2 separate regions of the Mus musculus genome follow, and region 1 is linked to region 2. The links are chromatin contacts, found by Hi-C or POLR2A ChIA-PET in ENCODE. All regions are on one chromosome and are shown on one strand. Each heading gives the region's core, a stretch centred on a gene start or an enhancer-like site at or near the end of the contact. The rest is flanking DNA. Distances are from core to core; before and after follow the strand shown. Region 1 holds the start of Meis2 (Meis homeobox 2). Region 2 overlaps Meis2 (Meis homeobox 2).

Region 1 (5,296 bases), core at 2,670-5,169, 46 kb before region 2:
ATTTTTCTTTGTAAAACCCCAAATTACCACCCTTCATCAAGCCATTATTTCCTTAACGATTGCTTTAGAAAATAGAAATAATCAACTTGGATTTTTGTTTTTAACTCAGGGAGAAACTTTATTAATGCTGTTTTTTCTTAATGCTAAAGAAGTTTTACTAAATAAAGGTTACCGGGAAATTAAATCGCTTTACAATATCAACAAGCTGGGGTTGGGGTGGGGGTGGGGGCTGCGAACCGCTGTGGAAAAAAAGAGCTAAGCATGCTTACAGGAAGATGCAGAGGTTTCTCACGAAGTTGTTCTTTACAAAAGAAGCGTTTATCTCGGAAACCCGTGTTCCTTTGAAAAAGAAACTTCCTAACTGGCGTTTATTTAACCAGGATTTAAAAAGAGCAAAAATCTTACTGGCGATACTAAATAGCCAATGTTGAAATTAAGAACAATTAGAGGAATCAAAACTGAATGTAAACTCTGCCAACAGTGCTGGGCCGACAACTTGGATCCAGTATCATTCACAACTCTGTGAAGCAGAAAACGGTCTTCAGCCAGGCCAAATATTCTCTCATATTCTGTGTCTCTCCTTTCTGTGTCTGTCTCTGTGTGTGTCTCACCTCCCTCTCTCTCTTTCCCTCTCTTTTACCCTAGGAGGATAAACTGAGATTTAACTTCACCCCCTCCCAAAAAAAAAAATTCTGGAGGCCAACTTTTCCTTTTCTTTTTACTTACCTTTTCTTATCTGTCCACGAGTAATTCAGCATCAAATGAGACGGATATTTGTAATCTTGAAGTTCTTCTAGGGGGGAAAAAAGTGGTGGGGGAGGGGGAAAGGACCATATAGTCCTTCGGGTTCCAAACTGCTCTGCTGTCTTGGGCTTGAAGCGGAAAGAGAGGGAAACCCTTGGCTGGACTCTGCTCCCAGAAGGTCCCCGAGGCCGCCTTCCCTGCTTTGGCCACTGGAGCCAAACTCGCACGGGCTGCAACCCCTCTCCCGGCGCGCTCTCCGGGCCTCTGCCAGCCCCTCCACACTGTCTTTATATGTGAGGGCCGATTTCCCGCAGACATCATTGTTATGATGGCTCATTTAATCAAACTGTTTAATTGCTCTGGTAATCACTATCATCATCACAGGTGCTCAATCATTCATCATTTTTGGAGGGCTTTATTGACCTCCGGAGCTCATTCACCAGCCCTAGGAGAACGAGGCCAAATTTCCTCAGACTCCGCATGGAGTCTCGGCATGCAGTAGTTTTAGCTAGCTTGGGATGTTCAGAAGCTTGCTAGGAAACCAGGAAGATGCTAAATGGGAGAAAAACCTCTCTCTCTCTCTCTCTCTCTCTCTCTCTCTCTCTCTCTCTCTCTCTCTCCCTCCCTCCCTCCCTCCCTCTCCCTCTCCGTCTCCCTCTCCCTCTCTCTGTAAGTCCTCTCTCTCTCTCTCTCTCTCTCACACACACACACACACACACACACACACACACACACACACACACACACCACTCTACTATACCTAACCACTCCCATCCACCCCCGCCCCCATGAGAAAGTCCAGTCAAAGGCACCCTTGCAGGAGGCGCTGCTTTCTGTCACGGGATGGTTCAGAGTTGGGGAGGGAGGCCGCAGTTGAACAGCAAACCCTTACTCTGTTTGCTATTCTCTGGGCCTGGGGCCCGGAACCCAGGGCGAGGGTGAGAAGTTGGGGAGAGGGCGCGCTCCCAGTGCGTGGCTGGGTCGCGCTGCCAGCTGCCTGGTGGCGGCAGGGTGAACCCGGCTACGCGCGCCGGGTGACCAAAGCTCCGCCCCCAGCTCTCGTCTCTCGGTGATTGACGCGCAGCCGCGGGGAAACAGCAGAGCAGAGGTAAAGCCAGCTGGAACTCCGGCCAGGGATTGGGCGGGACCCCGGCCAGAACTAGTTTCTACCAAAACCTAGTCGGGTATTTACCTTTTTAACCCTACTCGCTTCCTTTTCCTTTTGGGAAAACTTTAGGAGCCAGTCCCATGGTCCCCATCCAGCGAAATCCTCCCGGTGTAATTAACTCAGCCTTTAGCCCTCTTTACAACCGCTGCGCCCAGGGCAACCACAACAAAGCTGGGCAGCCAGAGCCAGCCACTCCTCGCAAGCATCTTCTGTCTCACATGCTTTTTAATCTTTCTCCTCCGGTGCTTCCTAGATCCAAGATTCACTTTAGAGGCGCACAGCGGTCACGCGCACGCACGCACGCGCGCGTACACACACACACACACACACACACACACACACTTGTCTACATCGGTAAACAACAAACACCAAACAACTCCCTCTCCTCTAACTCCTACCCCACTAACTCCCGCCCTACTAACTCTCATCCTGCTTTCTCCCTCCAGATTGAGCCCAGGACCCCTAGACTCTCAATGGTGGTCTACACTGTCTGCAGCGCACCGAGGGACTATGCTCCGAGTTCAGCTGCTCATATCTTGTACTAGACAAAAATGAATATTGACAAAAAGGGCTCTGCATCTGCACGAGAAAGAAAGTACCACTTAACAACAACAACAACAACAACAACAACAAAAATCCTAGCCTGGCGGTGGTGCAGTTGGCGGAGCTTGCTGCTCTAGGTTGTAGTGGCAGAGTTCGGGACCTAGTAATCCGCCGGCAGAGGAAGGGGGCCGCGGAATTAAAACGAACAAAAGCTAGAGCGCCATGCCAAACATCCCCAACGCGACCCAGTTAGGCAGGAGCCAAGAGGAGTGGTGGGGAAATAAACGAGAAGTAAGTTGAAAATAAAAAGATCTGAGTCTGTACCGTACTTTCCCTGTGGCTTTCTGCAGTTTTCCTGTCTGCGCTCTCCCTGTCCTCTTCCACCTCTCTTCCTTCCCCCTCCAATCACGCGTGTTCTCTCTCTCTCTCTCTCTCTCTCTCTCTCTCTCTCTCTCTCTCTCTCTCTCTCTCTCTCCCTCTCTCTCCCTCTCCTGTCGCTCTCCCTCCTTCCCTCCCTTCCCCCTTTCCCCCTCCCTCATCCCCCCTCCCTCCCCTCTTCCTCTCCCTCCCGCGTCGTCCCCCTGGAGAAGCAGGCTTGCTGATTTGCTCCGGTCCTCTCCGCTCCAGCCTCCCCTTCCCCAGCCCCCCCCCCCCCCCCCGGGGCCGTCCGACCGCACTCGCTGCATATCAGAGGCTCCGCGCTGCGCGCTCCTCCTCGCTCCAGCTCCCCACTCTCGGGATGTGTCTCCGCCGTAGGACGGGCTATGGCCACCACGACTTCCGGGTTCCGTCATTTCGTTCTCCCGCCGCCGACCCGCGCCGCCAAACTGAGGCTCTACTATAAGCCCGGCTGCAGCCAACCTGCCAACACCTACTGACACTCACTCATCTCCCAGAGAGAGAAAGAGAGCGCGAGAGAGCGAGCGCGAGTGAGAGCGAGCGAGAAAGAGAGAGAGGGAAAGACAAAATACCTACCAGAGAGGGGGGGAGGAAGTCCAATTTTTGCAAACTATTCATTTTTTTCTTGGTTTTCTCCTTGCTTTCTTTGAACAATACTTTAAAAAGAGAGGATCATATTAGAGCTATTTTGGGGGCAAAGCTAAAAGAGGGGGGAGGGGGGAGGAAGAATTCAAGAAGCAGAAACCCCTCGCGGAGTTTTACTGGAAGAAAAAAAAAACGGGTCTGAAAGATTGCTCCTCTTCATCATCATCAACCATCATTCATTCACTACCTTGACATTCCGGGCTTTGATTGACAGCTGGAGTGGCAAAAAGCCATGAAACTCGACAGTTCGGTTACATGTGGGCTGCTGACTGGCCGCTCGTAACCTTCAGTTCGGGGGCTTGACAATTTTTTTTCTTTTTCTTTTCTTTCTTTTCTTTTTTTTTTTCAACTAAGAGGAAAAGAAGAGAAAGAGGAGTAAAGGAGGACCGAAGAGGAGGAGGAGGGGAGGGGGAGGAGGGGGAGGAGGAGGAAGATCAGGAGGAGGAGGAAGAAGAGGAAAAAAGAGAAAAAGAAGAAATATCACTGAAAAAAATTCTTCGTTTTCTTGACTGGGCTTTCCCCACCCCCCAAAAAATAACATTGGAAAATTGGGAGAAGTCTCCTTGGTTTGGAAAAAAAGGACTCTTCAACCTAGCTCACTTTCTTATCCGGACTGGGATATTAAATATACGACACATCCAGGAGTTTATTGGAGCGCAGACTGATGGCGCAAAGGGTAGGTTTAAATCTCCAACACTTACCTAGATATAAATCCTCTCCTACAGGGCCCTGCCCCATGCCTTCTCTCCCTTTGAGCTGGCTGCTGCTGGTTGCTTGATGATGATGGCGGCCAGTATTTTAAAAAATAGTAACAAAATTATTCACCGGCTTCTTTCCCCCCTGTGCCTCTGCGTGTGTGAGAGTGTGTGTGCGTGCGTGTGTGCGTGTCTGGCCGCGCGTGTCCCAGCGCTGAGCGAGCGGGCGGGCGGCGAGAGCGTGTGAGTGGTGTGTGTGTGTGTGTGTGTGTGTGTGTGTGTGTGTGTGTGTGTGTGTGTGTGTGTGTACTTGTGTGCAATTGTTACACGCTTTCGCCTCGCTCCAGCTTTTACCCCGGCAGCGTGATTCCCCGGGTTCTCTGCGGGCGGCGAGAGCGTGTGAGTGGTGTGTGTGTGTGTGTGTGTGTGTGTGTGTGTGTGTGTGTGTACTTGTGTGCAATTGTTACACGCTTTCGCCTCGCTCCAGCTTTTACCCCGGCAGCGTGATTCCCCGGGTTCTCCTGCCGCCGCCGCTGCGCCTCTTTCGCCGCTACTCGCGCGGCTCCGGGCGGGCGCGGGCTGCGTAGGAGCCGCCGGCGTGGGGCCGCGCTGCCTAGACTAGCCCCGGCTGCTTGTTTTGTCTCTGAAATTGACAAGGACGCAGGGAATCCGCTGCTAAATAATGTTTCTGGTAACTTTCACGTTATTCCTCCCCACCCTCAGCTCCTAGCCCCCGGGGAGGCACCGACCCTAGTCTTCCCTTGTCCTTGCCGTTCTCGGCCTGATTATTAGCGTTTTTCTTCTCTTTATTTTGTTTCATTTCGCCCTTTGATTTATTGGATCTCCTGGAGGAGGCGAAGGGGGGTAAGGGGTGGGATCCGGGGCTTCCTTCTCTTGCTAACTCCACTTCTCCCTGGGTTGGCTCGCTGGGGTTCTGCAGCCTCCAGCGGGAGCGGGGCCTCCCTGTGCCCCCCCACCCCCCACCCGGCGTCCCCGGCCTCTCCGCCTGATCTGCCTTCCCTGAATGCTGCTCTCGGCTCAGACTTTAATTTTAAAATTTACGACATCCTCTCCCAACTTTCAAATCTGTTTTTTCTCCTGG
Region 2 (5,018 bases), core at 1,352-3,851:
GGGAGGGAGGGAGGAAGAGAGGGAAGAAGGAAGGGAGGGGCAGGGAAAGGGAAGTGAAGGAGGGAAGAAGGGAAGGAAGGGCAGAAGGAAGGAAGGATGGATGGACGGATGGACGGACGGACGGACGAACAAGCAGTTCCTGCGGTAACCAGGACTCTATATTTTACATCTCACCAATGGTGAACTTTATGCTCCTGCCTTTTGTGAACTTTCTTGACACCAGAAGCTCACTTCTGAGGCCCTCAATTTCGCCTTTGCACCTCGCCATTCACCTTTGCTCTATCAGTCATCTCTGTACAGTTTAACACAGTAAACAAAAACCTTAGGTCCTTACTGATGATTTCTACAGTGTCTTCAGAACTATTCTGTTGGTAATTTCCTATTTATTCAAAACATATAGGCTTACTTTAGAAAGGGTGAGTCTTCTGACAGACAGAATTTCCCTGGCAGGGGGACTCCTCTGGTTTTCTTTTGGAATGCAAGAAGCCAGTTGCCTCTACTGGCAGGCTATCATGCTTTACCATATAACCCAGGAAAAGTAGAGAGATCCTGAGTCAAACAATCTGTGGAAACTCAGCTTTGAATTCGAGGCTTGCTGCTGCCTGCGTCTGTTTGAAACTGAAGAGGCCATGGGGGACGGGAAGGGAAAGCAGGGCTCACACACAGAAATTACTTAGACGTGCAAAGTTTGTTTCCCAGTGAGGAAAGAGCTTTGTTAGGAGAGACTGCCCAGATCACATGATGCAACCTTTTGACAACCCACTGTCTGCTGGGGACTCTGTGCGATGTGACCTTTTGACCTAGGAAGGAATGCTGTGAAGGTGGGAAAGTGCACTGAACCCTGGCCCGGGAGGGAACGTGGAAAACAGTCCAGCTGCTCAGAGCTCACGGAAAGCTTGGCGTTCGCTTTGAATTCAGAATCAGATGCTAGAAATGTAAGGGAATTTCCTAAAATTATTCCAGCTCTTTCCCTTACCCCCACTGTCTGATACAGAACTTACAGGAAACAAACGGGCTGTCTTGCAAATGTCTGTTATGAGAGAGGAAGCTCGCTTCTGCTTCCCCACCAGCTCGTGGATGAGACCTGTGTCTTTGAGCTGTTTTCCTGCAGGGCATTAAGCTTGCGCAAAGGATTTGGTGGCCTTAGGTGGGTCTGTGGAGGTGGGGGTGGGGCAAGAAAATGAGTCCATTGCTCTAAAAGCATTCCCAGTAGCGATGGTCTTGGCGGAAACAAAACTCCATTGTGCAGGGCTGAAACCTGAGAAACCCCCTGTTTCTCTGCTTGTTTTAGTCACCAGCATTGATCCTGGAACATGTGACCCTTTGAGAGGGAGCACCCTTGGTGACTCCTCCTATTACTAAATACCATTGTGTTTATAATGGCCATTTATATATGGTTACACTCCACGCCTGTGTGCTTAATAGGCATTCTGGAACTCCGATGCCACCTCACTAGCACAGGACACATGCTTTGCTTGGCCCCTTGGTCACTCTTTTACCCTACCCTGTCTTGTGTCATTGCTTGATACCCTCTATGAGAACCAAGTAGGAAGCTTATCATCACTGTGCAGAGGGCAGTCTGGATTCTGTGAGGTGTTGGAAGGTGGGGGTAAGGGAGGAGGAGGTAAGGGAAAGGAAAAAAAAACCAGACCGGCAAAGCCTTGAAGAAAATAGGTTACTTTATTATTTTTTTTCCTGTTCCACAATGTGTCTGCATTGCTCTAGTACTCATTTCTCCGCTAGTTGGGTCCCAGGAGGCCCCATGGAGCCCCGTGCAGCTCAGGGGATTGCATCTGTATAAAATGGGGGAAATGTAGTTTGTAGAGACCGTTCTTTACCTCGGTTTGGGTTCAGAACGGCAGCTGCTCTCCGACTTTGTCTGTGACAGCACAAAGGCCGGCAGGGCTGAAAAGCGAGTCAGCAACTGGAGAGACAAAAGCAACCATCAGCTAATACGGCTCCACATGGCCTGACTAATTTATGAGAAAAAAACTGTTCTGTTCATTGGATCAGCACTCTGAGGAGGCAGGTGGGATGGTAGGAAGTTTTCATTGACTCTCCTGAGCAACTAAGAATGCCACGAGAGATCCTTCTCAGTTTGAACTTTATCAGGGTCTACGCTTAATCAATAGGGTATTGGAAAAAGAATTAATTACTAAAGCAGAATAAAACAGCTGCATTTTAAACTAAGGATCCATCAATTCAGTAATCTTCCAGTTACAGGCTAGGTGCCGCGAGGATTTCAGTCTATGTAATGAGGAACCCGGGGACTTTGCTCCTGAACAGGCTGGGAATTCACATTATCCTGTTTCAGCGATTTGTCATTAGTACAACTCATTTCTCCTCTCCTGCACTACAGCTTGTATTTTATGTACTGTGGAACCCAGGAAGTTCCCACATTCAGGGGCGGGAGGGTGTGAAGGTGGAAATCATTGTCACCCTGAGAAAGAGCCTTAACCTAGCTGGGCCTCTCTATTCTGGAAGCTGCCTTCGGAACTGCTTGGGACCGGACCTCCAACCCCATTGTGCCTTGGGGTCGGGACACACAGGGTGCACCCTAGCCTGGAAATGTTGTTGCATCTATGATTTCCATAATGGTGGATTGCAAGGAGGGCTGAGGAAGGTTATGGGGGGTGAATTAGGTTTTTAGTGAGCTCATTAAGGAGGCAAACAGAGTTGAGACGGCAAGGCGGGGAGAGGGCCTGTAATCAGTCCTGCTCTCTTTGTTCCCTGCCTTGGGGAACATGTTTCGAAAAACTTCTTCCTTGCAGGGGCTGCCCAGTCTGGCTGAGCCCAGCCTGCCATCCTGGTGGCTGACTTGTTGATTTCTAAACCTCTTAATTCATTTTTTTTTTGTCCAATTTAATCTTTTCTTTCTGAAGGAAAATTAGTTGAATGTTAGCCCTCTCTGCACTATTCACCTCTTAAATTATGCTCATTTTGAAGAGCTTGTTATGCCTGAATAAACATGAAACGGCTTGGCGGCTCCCCATCCGAGGCACACCCATTTTAACACCATGTATTTGCCGTTCCTGGAAATGTCTCATTAACTTCTGAAAATCTGCGAGCATGATATTTTGGGCTACTGTAACACACCTCTTGGCAGCCACAGAAGGCAGTTTGGTTAATGCCTCGTAATATCCATTTTTATTCTCAACATGAAGAAAGACTCTCTATAGAAAATTGGTGCAGTTTGCTCTGCTAATTTTCATGCTCATTCCAATTAATTTAACATGACCCAGATTTTCTTCCTCGGGCTCATCCTGACTAATTAGTAAGGCAACACCTAGAACAAGTTATGTTTAATAACATTGAGGAACACTACTTGGGAGTGATTTTGATGCTAATAAAGATATTCATTGATGGGGCAGATATTTTATGGCAATGATGGTATGTGCTTTGGAAGTCCCAATGTGCTGGTTGGGGTATAGAAAAAGCTAGCAAGTCATGATGGGAGATAATATTATTTTGAAGATTTCTGCAGCACCTGAGCAAAACACTGGAACTAATTACTTTATTTATTTATTTATTTATTTATTTACTTGATTTTTGATAGAACAGGCTGAGCTGTTAAGTGATTCCTTGATAATGGGAGGGGTGGAGTTGTGGAGTTGCGGGCCTGACCCATATTCACTAGGGCAGGCATTCAGGACTTACTGAACCTTGGCGAGAGAAGAAAGGCTATCAGGCCATCCGAGAGCCACAGAGGTTGGAGAGGGAAGGAGTGGTTTCTCCACCTCTGTGCTTGGCCTTCCTTTTTTTTTTTTTTTTTATCACATTTTTGTCAGTGAGATGAATCAATTGTACGGCAGCAAGGCTGGAATGGCAGTGCTGTGTCAGAGAGAGTTTCTAAAGTTAAATAGTATGGTTTAACATGTGAGTGATTGTGGACTCTTTTACTATCTCCCAAGGAAGGCAGTTAAAGGTAAGAGCCTAGGAATGACACACACACACACACACACACACTTACACACACACACTCAGAGGAATGAATTATATCAAAGTGGAGGTATGCTTAGAGGGTATGTGTGCAGCATATATACTCTTGATTCAATATTCAGCAATGAGTGCTCAAGCATGTACTAGCTTACACACACACACACACACACATACTCTTACACACACACATACACACACTTACACACACTATATATATATGTGTGTGTGTGTATATACATATACCAGACACTGTTGTGTGTGTTAGTAGTAGGAAAGGATACAAAGGCCTGGAGCCTGACTTTCTCATATCCATATATGCATGTTCACAGACAAGTACCAACCTCCAGTGGTCTTCCATTGATCAACCACAAGCAACTTTGACTGAAGGACTCAATATGGCATAAAAATGTTACAAAGGGTCCGTTAGGAAGATGGAAAATTCTATACAGAAACCAGTACCTCAGGGATAGCCATTGTAAGGTAGAGTCTACTGTAGTGTGCTTGCTGGTGTGGATGCCAGAAGTGGACATAGGGTGTCTTACTTTTTTGTCCTCCACCTTATTTTCTGAGACAGGATCTCTTCTGAGACAGAGTTCACTGATTGGCTGACTGGCTGGCCATTAAGCTTCAGGAATCATTCTGTCCCAATACTAGGGTTTCAGACATGACTTATGGGATGGCCGAGGATCTGAAATTATAGTATTCTTGCATGCCAGGCACTTACCTGACAGAACCATGTTCCCAGCCCTGATGTAACATTTATTTTACAGGAGGGTTTGTGATCCCTACCTCCGCCACTTGTTACCCAAGCAACTTGCTTAACTCCCTTAAGTTCATGTGTATAACAAAAGTCAACCCTGCTAGAATGGTCTGAATGAACTGTAGTTATTCGTATGATATGCTAGCAGACTGTCTGGAAGACAGTAAAGGCTCAATAAAGGTTGTTTTGAATTAATACTGCTTTATGGTAGAAAATATTTAGAGTGGAAATTTCTCTATAAAGGTGCATAACAGAATCTCTGGTTATCATTTCCCAATGCTAATTACTACTATTAAAATCTGAAATTTGAATTGACAAG

Evidence for each region. A loop is a pair of places that touch in the nucleus more often than their neighbours do. ChIA-PET counts read pairs that join two places held with the same protein, here RNA polymerase II (POLR2A).
Region 1: a map of mouse embryonic stem cell shows a loop between it and region 2 (3-fold over the local background). The contact joins the promoter of Meis2 here to the enhancer-like site in region 2. A Hi-C loop is called at or near these places in 2 of 37 maps with a recorded cell type or tissue (heart and mouse embryonic stem cell). POLR2A ChIA-PET finds 5 or more read pairs at or near these places in 5 of 5 experiments (Patski and embryonic stem cell).

Annotation. Positions count from the first base shown.
Region 1 is chr2:116,063,681-116,068,976 of GRCm38, reverse strand. It overlaps Meis2 (Meis homeobox 2), which reads left to right and starts at 3,919. Exons shown (of 12, transcript NM_001159568.1): 1 at 3,919-4,175. The coding sequence starts at 4,164. It overlaps G630016G05Rik (RIKEN cDNA G630016G05 gene), which reads right to left and starts at 1,752. Exons shown (of 5, transcript NR_153841.1): 1 at 1,637-1,752; 2 at 727-793.
Region 2 is chr2:116,017,019-116,022,036 of GRCm38, reverse strand. All of the region lies in intron 7 of Meis2 (Meis homeobox 2), which reads left to right. Among named protein-coding and RNA genes, the nearest start is that of Meis2, 46 kb to the left of the region's middle. Within about 2 kb of position 2,601, at least 1 of the 3 ENCODE cell types and tissues checked has a DNase peak (open chromatin) inside an H3K27ac peak, as active enhancers do; it is heart, where a contact is called at or near this core.